Regions from separate parts of the Homo sapiens genome. Here region 2 is linked to region 1. The links are chromatin contacts, found by Hi-C or POLR2A ChIA-PET in ENCODE. All regions are on one chromosome and are shown on one strand. Each heading gives the region's core, a stretch centred on a gene start or an enhancer-like site at or near the end of the contact. The rest is flanking DNA. Distances are from core to core; before and after follow the strand shown. Region 1 holds the start of OR2A4 (olfactory receptor family 2 subfamily A member 4). Region 2 has its middle 3.7 kb from the start of MIR548H5.

Region 1 (5,796 bases), core at 1,351-3,850:
CTCATTCTCTTTATCACTGTGGCTTCCTCAGAGACAGAATGAGACAGAAGCTCAGTTCTCTGCCCCTAGAAGAATAACAGTGGTTGGGTTCTTCATGTCTCTATGGAAATCATGCTGGTGCAAGTGAAGCCTATTTTCTCATGCGTCACACAAAGCTCTCATGATAATTGGAAGGTACTCTGTGGAGGTGATGACTTAATAACACCTTCCCTTCTCAAAAGCACTTGAAGAAGCAAGATCCTTCCTTGGCAGTTCTCAGATGGGCAGCAGAGTTCCCAGCACCATCAGTAAACTCAGCCACACTGTAGAAATGTTTGCCTTTTCTATATGAAGATTATCTAGGTTCTTACACAGCAGTCATCTCTAGACACCTGGATTTCCTAACTGCCTTTGTGAGTTCTGCTCAAATATAATTTAAGGTCATTTTCATTGCTTGTTTGCTTTTACCGTCACACTTTAATATCATGCAAAAGTACATTTCTACTCTCTTAATGCTCAAATTTTGCTCACCAATAGTTTTAGATAATAGGATAATATGACTAAAATATATTAATAGATATCAGCATATTATCTATCAGTATATTAATATATTAAAGCAATCAATATGTTAATGGTTATTTTGGCTGGTAGCTTTTTTTAAGTTCAAGAAATATCTGTGTGCAACTGACTCTGGTAAATGTTCAACGTTAACAAAAAAGACCAGCACTTTTTTTCTTTAAAATTTTTTTTTCATATAATTACTATTTTAAAAATTTTTTTAAAGAGATGAGGTCTCTATGCTGCCCAGGCTGGTTTCAAATGCCTGGGTTCCAGCGAACCTCCTTCCTCAGCCTCCCAAAGTGCTTAGATTACAGGCATGAGACACCAAGCATAGCCCAGCACTTAATTTTTAAAAAGGCTTAAAGTGTCACATACAGAAGCTCATTAAGTTAACAAGTGTACAGATGCTTGTTTACTTATTACGCACAATCTTACGAGGCCACACAATCTGAGCAATGATTAGGAGCTCAAAGTTTAGATCCAATCTCAGGACAACATGAAATAAATGACAAGAAATCAATAAATAACTAAATTATTTTATTTTTTCAACATGAGCATAATACTTATCCTTGGAATGGTGGTAGGAAAAATCCAATGCAAATGAAATACTTTTTAGTCGGTTTTGCAGGATTAAATTTATAATTTTATGGACATTTAAATGGAGGATTATTGCTCATCCTTCCTATCTCCAAGACAATATAATTTTACATAAAAAATGAGAATAAAATTTAAGCAAAAATGACAATATCATGCTTATGCTAACATTTTAATTGTGGGATCAAGGAGGCCTGAGTTCAATCAGAGAATTCAGAGACTCTTTCTGCAGCATTCCTCATAAATTCATCGAACTATTGCCAATCACCTGCATAGACAATGCTTAAAACTGTGTATTCTAGAGTGTTTATCAATAGTAAGCCCAAATCCAACAAAAGTTACTGATCCTGTTTTCGTGTTTAGATAATGACACAGTGCAAATCTATTCAGTCATTCACATAAATGCTCATCTAAACATTGTGGGAAAGTAAATAACAAAAAATAATGTTCTGGGCTAAAAAATAAGTCTTTACACTTGGATAAGAAAAGATTTTGTGAGATATATGCTGTGGAGGTGATGATCAGTGCAAGAGTGGAAAGTTTAAGAGGTGAATGACCACTGGTGTATTTGGCTGATGGTATGTCGAACCTTAGTATAGCCCGCCCTTAATTAAACCTTCCACTTTAAGATTAAACTTAATGTGGTTTTAAGACTTTGACATGTGTATCAGTTAGTGTTCATTGTTTCTGAAACATAACAGAGAAAAACTCTGAATAATACGACCAAGGAAAAGAAGAATTTATTTGAAGGATATGAGATAGCTCACTGAATCAAACAAAAACTGTGTACTACATTGACATGTGACATTCATCCCTGAAAGGCCTGAGCCAAATTTTTTTTAAAAAAAGACCAAAAGGATATATTAATATGTGACATGTTTATTTTTAAATTTTAGCCTTTATTAAAAAATTAACGTAATAAAAAAGAAACCTATGTATACGTGTGCACGCGTTTTTTTTTTCTTTTCTTTTTTTTTTTTTTCTGGAGACAGAGTCTGGCTCTGTCACCCAGGCTGGAGTGCAGTGTTGCGATCTCGGCTCACTGCAAGCTCCGCCTCCTGGGATCAAGCAATTCTCCTGCCTCAGCCTCCCGAGTAGCTGGGACTACAGGTACACGCCGCCACGCCGGGCTAATTTTTTGTATTTTTAGTAGAAATGGGGTTTCACCGTGTTGTCAATGCTGGTCTCGAACTCCTGAGCTCAGGCAATCCGCCCGCCTCGGCCTCCCAAAGTGCTGGGATTACAGGCGTGAGCTACCGCACCCGGCCTGCATATATTTTTTAAACATTTATTTTAGCGTTACCAAATTGTCTTGAAGCATTCATTTAAAAACACAAAAACTCACTGCAGCTGTCTGAACACTTTTCTACTTCACCAAAGAGTGCCGAACAAGTTAAAATGAATCTGTTTTTAAACACTTCTCCTAAACCATGAGCATTAACTTGATTTCCTCTGTCATAGGGATATGGGAGACAATATAACATCCATCAGAGAGTTCCTCCTACTGGGATTTCCCGTTGGCCCAAGGATTCAGATGCTCCTCTTTGGGCTCTTCTCCCTGTTCTACGTCTTCACCCTGCTGGGGAACGGGACCATACTGGGGCTCATCTCACTGGACTCCAGACTGCACGCCCCCATGTACTTCTTCCTCTCACACCTGGCGGTCGTCGACATCGCCTACGCCTGCAACACGGTGCCCCGGATGCTGGTGAACCTCCTGCATCCAGCCAAGCCCATCTCCTTTGCGGGCCGCATGATGCAGACCTTTCTGTTTTCCACTTTTGCTGTCACAGAATGTCTCCTCCTGGTGGTGATGTCCTATGATCTGTACGTGGCCATCTGCCACCCCCTCCGATATTTGGCCATCATGACCTGGAGAGTCTGCATCACCCTCGCGGTGACTTCCTGGACCACTGGAGTCCTTTTATCCTTGATTCATCTTGTGTTACTTCTACCTTTACCCTTCTGTAGGCCCCAGAAAATTTATCACTTTTTTTGTGAAATCTTGGCTGTTCTCAAACTTGCCTGTGCAGATACCCACATCAATGAGAACATGGTCTTGGCCGGAGCAATTTCTGGGCTGGTGGGACCCTTGTCCACAATTGTAGTTTCATATATGTGCATCCTCTGTGCTATCCTTCAGATCCAATCAAGGGAAGTTCAGAGGAAAGCCTTCCGCACCTGCTTCTCCCACCTCTGTGTGATTGGACTCGTTTATGGCACAGCCATTATCATGTATGTTGGACCCAGATATGGGAACCCCAAGGAGCAGAAGAAATATCTCCTGCTGTTTCACAGCCTCTTTAATCCCATGCTCAATCCCCTTATCTGTAGTCTTAGGAACTCAGAAGTGAAGAATACTTTGAAGAGAGTGCTGGGAGTAGAAAGGGCTTTATGAAAAGGATTATGGCATTGTGACTGACAGTGACCTAGGAAGTTACATCATTGAGCGGTTCTTAACCCATCTCTGCACTGGTGGGACCTCTGCCCTCAATGGACATGAGAATTATCTGAGACATTTATTTAAAATGGAGCTATCTCCTGCCCTACCTTTAAATGACTGATTTCAGCAGATGTGGGATGAAATTCTAGAAATTGATCTCTTCAAGTTGTGCTGCAGCCACTCCACACCAGGACAATACCCCTTACAATATCCTCATTAGCTTTTGATCCAGTCCCATACCTCCCATAATGTTTTCCTCAAAACACTGGTCCCTTCAGAGGACTTTAAAAATAAGTTCTATAGTCAAATAAGTTTGAGACTTACTTCACATCAGATGCCTCTGTCTAGGGATCACAATTCATATTAGCATAGTGAATGCTGTAAATATTTCTCTAGGAAAGAATAATTCTATACCAGCTTTAAGCCAGTGTTTTCTAAACTTATGTGAGCACATAAAATTTCCTTTGTAATACTTAGTAACAGTTTCCTGGAACAGGAGATCTTGATATTAATTGACTCATTGTGAATACTTCCTACAGCCCCCTTCTAGGGCAGAATGATTTCTTTTTTCCTTGCAAAGTGAGCCTCTAAAGAGATGTAGTTCTGAGCATTATGCCTCGATCAGTCTGTAAAAATCCGGGTTCTGTTTGGATACAGACCGTGAGGGACCCTGTCTCTACTGTTCAATGGTAGATCATCTAAAGAAAATAAATGCAATCCTGTCCTTCATCATGGATCGGCATTCCTGCTATAGAAGCTTCAGGAGATGACCTCATTCAACCTCACAATCTTCTAAATTTGAGATTTTTAAGAAATATGATTCAGTATACATCTTCCTGTGTTTGCCGCTGAATGAAATCAATCTAATTTTTCTAATTCAGGGTTTTCAAGATAAACCCAGATTTCTCAAGAAAGAAAAATCTAGAAAGATTTCAAAATCCACCACCTACACACTTAAAAGTTGTAGCAGCTTCTTATGCCATGGGAAACATGTCATTTTGAGATGATGTTTTTTCTAGGTTTAAGTTTGGTCTTAAACATTTATATTTAATTTCTCATTGTCTTAGTTCAAAGAATTTACTTTTATATTTTAAAATAACTTTTTACACAATAACTCAGTGTCATATCATGTTAGATATAAAACTATGTCCTAAAACTATTTTATCCTTTTTTTTTTTTTTTTTTTTTGAGACAGTCTTGCTCTATAGCCCAGGCTGGAGTGCAGTGGTGCAATCTCGGCTCACCGCAACCTCTGCCTCCTGGGTTGAAACAATTCTCCTGCCTCAGCCTCCTAAGTAGCTGGGACTACAGGCATGTGCCACCACGCATAGCTAATTTTCAGTAGAGACAGGGTTTGTATTTTTAGTAGAGACAGGGTTTCACCGTGTTGGCCAGGCTGGTCTCAAACTCCTGACCTCAGTTGATTCACCTGCCTCGGCCTCCCAAAGTGCTAGGATTACAGGCATGAGCCATCCTGCCCAGCCTATTTTATACTGCTTATACTATTTATATAGTATAAAAATAGTTTTAAAACTATTTTATGGTATACTTTTTATAAAGTAAAAAGTATACTGTAGTATAATTTTTATACTATATACCATATTATATTTTTATAAAGTTGTTTCCATTTGCTACTAACTTTTTCTTTTGTATGTCAGTTTCCTGATTTCTACATTTCCTGCAGGTCACCTGGAACATCAAAAGAAAAAGAAAAGCTGTAATATTGATGGGTGGCCTACTGTGCAACAAGATTTTCATATAGTGTTTTTGGTGTTATATGGATGTTTCTTCTCGCAGTGGATGTGTAGAGTCAGAGCACAGATGGGCATACTCTCAAACCTTAATAACTGTGCCACATTGCCCTTTGAGTTTATTCTAAACCTTAGCAAGTCAGAGATCACACTGTATGGAACTAACTTCTATCTAAATTGCATGATTGATTGATAGGAGATTTCCAAATAACATTTGGACTGCCTTACATCCAGTAAAAGAACTCAGCAAAATACAAATAAATATGATAATATCTTAGACAGCAAATCTTCTCATCCCACAAGAGGCAGGAAACTGCTAGAGGAAGCTGCCTTGGAGAGGATTCTTTCCTCCCCTCCCGAAAGGAGCTGAACTCAAAATCTCTCCATTTCACAATAGACATTGGAGAACATTTTCAACAGTGGATTTGCACCGGTGTTTTGTGTCCTAGAAAAACGTTCCCTTCAGGT
Region 2 (5,796 bases), core at 1,577-4,076, 87 kb before region 1:
ATGGTAATTACGTACAAGTTGCAAATTTTCCATGTAGATCTAAAATCAAGTAATTCTGAGAACTTGCTATCAACAAACTGAGGATCAAATATTAAGATTGACTTTATTATAGCATAAAAACATTAAATATAAAGAAATCTCCCATACTATTTGGATTCTCATACTTTTTCTTTAGAAAGTGTTTAAACTGCAGCCGGACGCAGTGGCTCATGCCTGTAATCCCAGCACTATGGGAGGCCGAGGCAGGCGGATCACGAGGTCAGAAGATTGAGACCTTCCTGGCTAACACAGTGAAACCCCATCTCTACTAAAAGTACAAAAAAATTAGCTGGGCATGGTGGCGGGTGCCTGTAGTCCCAGCTGCTGGGGAGGCTGAGGCAGGAGAATGGTGTGAAACCGGGAGGCAGGGCTTGCAGTGAGCCAAGATGGTGCCACTGCACTCCAGCCTGGGTGACAGAGCAAGACTCTGTCTCAAAAAAAAAAAAAAAAAAAGAAACGAAGTGTTTAAACTGCAATAATTTTATTAAAATATATTCAAATTAAAATGAAATTTGAAGATTGAAAAATGTTTCAATAACTTTGTTTACTATTGGTAATGTATTTCCTGACTAGGAAAAAAATGAACATTAAAAATTAACTCTTTTAGTAAATCGATTTAGAAAATCAAGGCAAAAAAATATATATACGTATAAATACATATATGTGTACATGTACACATATATATGTACATGTACATATATATGTGTACATGTACATATATGTGTGTCCATATATGTGTATGTGTACATATATGTGTCCATATATGTGTATGTGTACATATATGTGTCCATATATGTGTATGTGTACATATATGTGTGTACATATATGTGTATGTGTATGTGTACATATATATGTGTACCTATATGTGTATATATGTGTACATATATATGTGTATATATACGTATATATGTGTACATATATATGTGTATATATACGTATATATGTGTACATATATATGTGTATATATACGTATATATGTGTACATATATATGTGTATATATACGTATATATGTGTACATATATATGTGTATATATACGTATATGTGTACATATATATGTGTATATATACGTATATATGTACTGGAGTGCAGTGGCGCAATCTCCACTCACTGCAACCTCTGTCTCCTGGGTTCAAGCAATTCTCCTGCCTCAGCCTCCTGAGTAGCTGGGATTATAGGCATGTGCCACCATGCTCAGCTAATTTTTGTATTTTTAGTAAAGACAGGGTTTCACTAGGTTGGCCAGGCTGGTCTCAAACTCCTGACCTCAGGTCATCCACCTGCCTTGGCCTCCCAAAGTGCCAGGATTACAGGCATGAGCCACTGTGCCCGGCCGACTTCCAGTTTCTGAAAGCATAATCACATCTTCCACAAACTGGAACACTCAACAAATTGATCTGATCAGGAATGGGAACTAACAATAATGATAGCTATCATTTTATTAAGTGCCACCATGTGGTAACCATGGTGCTGGGAACTTTAGCCATTCATTTATTTTTCACCTCTTTGTTCATTGATTTTTTAAGAAAATTCATTTATTCACCAAATATTTAACAGAGTTCTTACAATGAGGCAAGCATTATTCTAGGCACAGTACCCAAGAGTAAGAGAACATCAGGCTCCTCAAGTTTAGTCTAGTGAAGAGACATAGATATGAATCAAATGAAGTGCAGAGAATTATAATTGTAAAAGTTGTAATAAATACTCTGGTGAAAAAGGACCAGGGGCAAGGAGAACATATAACTGGATGTATGTAGCTGAACCAATCTGTAGCAGGAGTAGGATGTGGTCAAAGAAGTGTTCCCTGAGAAAGTGATGCTTGAACCAAGATTTGAGTGAAAAGTAGGGCTTAGAACTAAAGGAAGTGGAAATAAGACCACAGACCTAGATAATTTTGAAACATGAATTTTGGTGGTCGTGTAAAATGTGTATATAGGAGGAAATGAGACAGATTGGCCATGAGTCACCAACTGAAGACTATTCATACATCAGTTCTTAAGCCACCAATTTTATGGGTTCCCTTTTATAGATGAGAATAATTCAAGGTCCCTCAACACTGCCAGATACAGTTTTATAAATCAGAGAGGAGGAAGGCATTTGAACTCATAAGTAAACCAACTTCAAAGGGCTAATAAATGAAAATATACACTTGAAAAGTGATTTGGGTATTTGCATTTGAAAATTAGGGAGAGAAGCAGTAAATTAAGTCATATACATTTGAAAATAAATTCAAATATATATTTTGAAACAGTGGAAGTTGCAGCAAATTTTAAAAGTTATACATTTGAAAGGAGATTGGAAAAGAAAGCAAGACACAGAATGATTTTGAGGAAGGAAATCAGTAAAGATATTTTTTGTTTTGATTTAACTTCAGTTCTGAGATACTGTAAGTAGCAAGTATTCTATTGAGGGCTGTAATAGGGAAATGAATGTCTTTTGTTTTTTCTCCTCAAACATAAAAAGTTGAACTTGTGTAGACATTTCATAGGAATAAGTTCTGTGCAAATGGAAAAAGTGAAATATAAAGATGCATTTTGATTATTTTTACACTTTCTTCAGAATAGAGATATTTGAATCTTGTGAATCACAAACTGTAAAAGGCAGCAAGTTTTTATTTTAGTAAATTATTATGTATCTTTGAAAACGGGGATGGAAACTCTGTAGGTCACAATGTGAGGCTGTTATCAGTCTGTCCACAAGGAAGCAGTAAGCTCCTCAGCTCAGAGTTAAGGCTGCCACAAGAGATGAATGGGCAGCTCAGCTCTCCAGCAGTTGCTGTATTATAAACACAGTGAAATAATCACAGAGACAAAAAGGACTTTAAGGATTCACTCAAGTATGCTCTTTGGCAGTAAGCTGTGACTAGGGCCCACTGGGAAACAGCTGCTGATGACAGCCCAGTCTGGCAGCCCCTGCGAGAGGTGGAGTTGCTTTTGCGGAGCAAATTTGGGCTTCAAGCTAATCATGATTCAAGCGGGCATTGAAAAAAACAATCACAGGTGCCTCATAGAGAGCCTTGTTGCCATGCGACTCTATTATGTCAAGAAAATAAATAATGATAAATAATAAGATCATACCAGCTGCCACTTATTGGACATTTAAAATATGCTAGGCACTGAGCTATGTGATTGCAGATTGTCTCCACTTGGGACTACTTCACTTGGGCTGACAAAACAGAACCACCTAGAGAGCTGTGCCTCCATCAGTCCTCTGCCTGAGGCAGGGATCACCATCTCTTTTCATGAGAAACCTAAAAGGTTTCCAGTCCTTTCGTTACAGTCCATTTTACCAATGAACTACATTTTAAACCAATGCCCTTTGTATAGAGTTGGATATGAGGTTGTTTCCAATCTTGTAACTCCTAAGAATGTTACAGAGAATATCTTTGCACATACCGTATTTCCCAGTGTGACTACATCTGTAGGATTCACACTTACAAGTGAAAATGCTGGGTCACTTTTTTAAGTCTCTAAAGATCCTTGCAAATAGTCCTCTACGTAGGGTGAATGGATTTACTCTCCCACAAGCAATGCATGACAGATCCTGTCCCACCCCCACAACTTCTCAATATATAGTGATGACAATAATAGCAGCCACATGTTGGTATCTACTACTTTCTAGGCGCTATTCTAAATGATTTATATACATTAAGTCACTTAATCCTCACAGAACTCTAAGAGATAAGTACTATTATTTCATTACCACTTTATAGATGAGGAAACTGAGGCAAATAGAGATTAATACATTTGCCCAAGGTGACACAACTAGTCACGCAGGCAGGCTTTTAATTTAGGGTTCGTGCTTTTAAATCTATGGTTATACTGCTCAAGTTTTATTTTTGCAATCTGATGGATGAAAAGAGGGTACCTCATTGAAGGGTCTATTTGTATTTCTCAGATAATAAGATTGACATTCTTTATGTAATGATTTGCTCTGCCCCCTTCTGGGAATTGGCCATTCCTTTTTGTTTGTTCATTTTTCTACCAGGCTCCTGGGCTTTTACTTATTGACTCATCATACAGTCAAGGCCTTTTGATTTTACTCATGACTTTTGCTCCTAAGTGTTTATTTTTTCTATGCAATATTTTGTTTTTATGTAGTCACATTTATTGATCTTTTCTGGTTTCAGGTTTTTATGTCATACTTAAAATTCTTTCTTCTAAGTTGTTTGTCATTTTTAATTCTAGATATGGGTTTTATTTTACAAACAGCTACCTATTTTTTCTAAAACCATCTGTTGAATATCTTTTTCCTACCTGTTCCAGTCATCACAGCTGCATAACAAACCACCCCAAAATTAGTGGCATAACTGAAAAACCATTAGATAGTCGCATGCCACATAATGGTGTTTTGGTGGATGATGGACCACATATCCAACAGTTGTCCTAGAAGATTATAATGCCCTGTTTTCACTGTACATTTTCTAAGTTTGGATACTCAAATATTTGCCATTATGTTACAGTTGCCTACAGTATTCTGTACACTAACATGCTGTATAGGTTTGTACACACCTAGGTGTGTAATAGGTTGTGCCATCTAGATTTGTGTAAGTACACTCTATGATGTTCGCACAACAATGAAATCACCTAAAGACCCATTTCTCTGAATATCCCCATCATTAAGCAGCACATGATTGTATTATGCTCACAAGTTCTGTGGGTCAGGAATTTAGAAGTGTCACAGCAGGTAAGGCTGTCTCTACTCCACGATATCTGGAGTCCTCAGCTGGGAATACTTGAGGGCTGGGGTGATGGGGATGGAATTATCTGAAGACTTTCTCACTCATTGGTTGATACAGGCTATTACCTAAGACCTGAGCTGGGGCTATCAGCCACAATGCTTATTTGTGGTCTCTCTATGTGTCTGCTTGGGCTTCCTCAAAACATGGTGCCTGGGTTCACTTCCTCCCAAGAGTCAAGTGATAGGTACCACATTTAGACCTAGCCTCTAAAGTCACATAGTGTCACCTCCACATTTGTCACAAAGCCCATGCAAAGTCAAGAAAATGAAACACAAAGTTAACTTGTAGGAGTGAGAAGTGTCAAAATCAGATCATACAAAGAAAATTGCAAGCATCTTTGGAAAATATTATATATTTCTTTTATCATGTACTGAATTGTATTTGTGCTGAAGACTATTTTGAGGTTCTCTACTGACATATTTACATAACTGAACCACATTGTTTAATTATTACAGCCTTGTAACATATTTAATGTATGCTACATCTACTCTTCCTTCATTATAATTCTTTTCCCGAAGTGTTTCTAGCAAGTTTTACCTTTTCGTTTTTCCTTATGAACTTAGAATAAACTGACATAATTAAAATATCATGTTAGTATTTTGATTTGGATCACCTTAAATACATAAATTAACAAAAATAATTTTTATCTTTTTGATTTATCACCTTTGGAATATGGTAAGAAACAAACTCATTATTCTGAGAATTGATACATAAATGGAATAAATAAAGCATTTATCTTATTCTTCCTATTTGAATAGTACCTCAGGATAACCAAATAATTGATGAGAGACTATTATTCTTTGTATCAAAATTCAGCTAATAAATAACAAAAGAGTGATAGAATTGGAATACCATCTGTTTACAACCCCTAATGCAATAACAGATCTGGGCAATGATCATCTGTGACTGTTGAAACCGTTAGGTGAAAGCCTGATATGTGACATTAAAATGGATGTAGACCAAGCTGTTAAGAGCTTTGTTGACTATTCCTTTTTCATACTCCTGAAATCCTTGGGT

Evidence for each region. Hi-C counts contacts between places; a loop is a spot of excess contacts on that map. ChIA-PET counts read pairs that join two places held with the same protein, here RNA polymerase II (POLR2A). Pooled maps may share reads with other maps.
Region 2: a loop to region 1 is called in a map of HepG2, with 5 times the contacts of the local background. The contact joins the enhancer-like site here to the promoter of OR2A4 in region 1. A Hi-C loop is called at or near these places in 10 of 168 maps with a recorded cell type or tissue (Calu3, HepG2, aorta and 3 more) and 15 of 50 pooled maps. POLR2A ChIA-PET finds 5 or more read pairs at or near these places in 2 of 52 experiments (A549 and WTC11).

Annotation. Positions count from the first base shown.
Region 1 is chr6:131,698,205-131,704,000 of GRCh38, reverse strand. It overlaps OR2A4 (olfactory receptor family 2 subfamily A member 4), which reads left to right and starts at 2,600. Exons shown (of 1, transcript NM_030908.2): 1 at 2,600-4,357. The coding sequence starts at 2,600. The coding sequence ends at 3,532. The region is part of intron 15 of ENPP3 (ectonucleotide pyrophosphatase/phosphodiesterase 3); the gene reads right to left. RefSeq lists enhancers at 2,329-2,914, 2,915-3,500.
Region 2 is chr6:131,785,546-131,791,341 of GRCh38, reverse strand. No RefSeq gene overlaps it. Among named protein-coding and RNA genes, the nearest start is that of MIR548H5, 3.7 kb to the left of the region's middle. Within about 2 kb of position 2,826, at least 4 of the 41 ENCODE cell types and tissues checked have a DNase peak (open chromatin) inside an H3K27ac peak, as active enhancers do.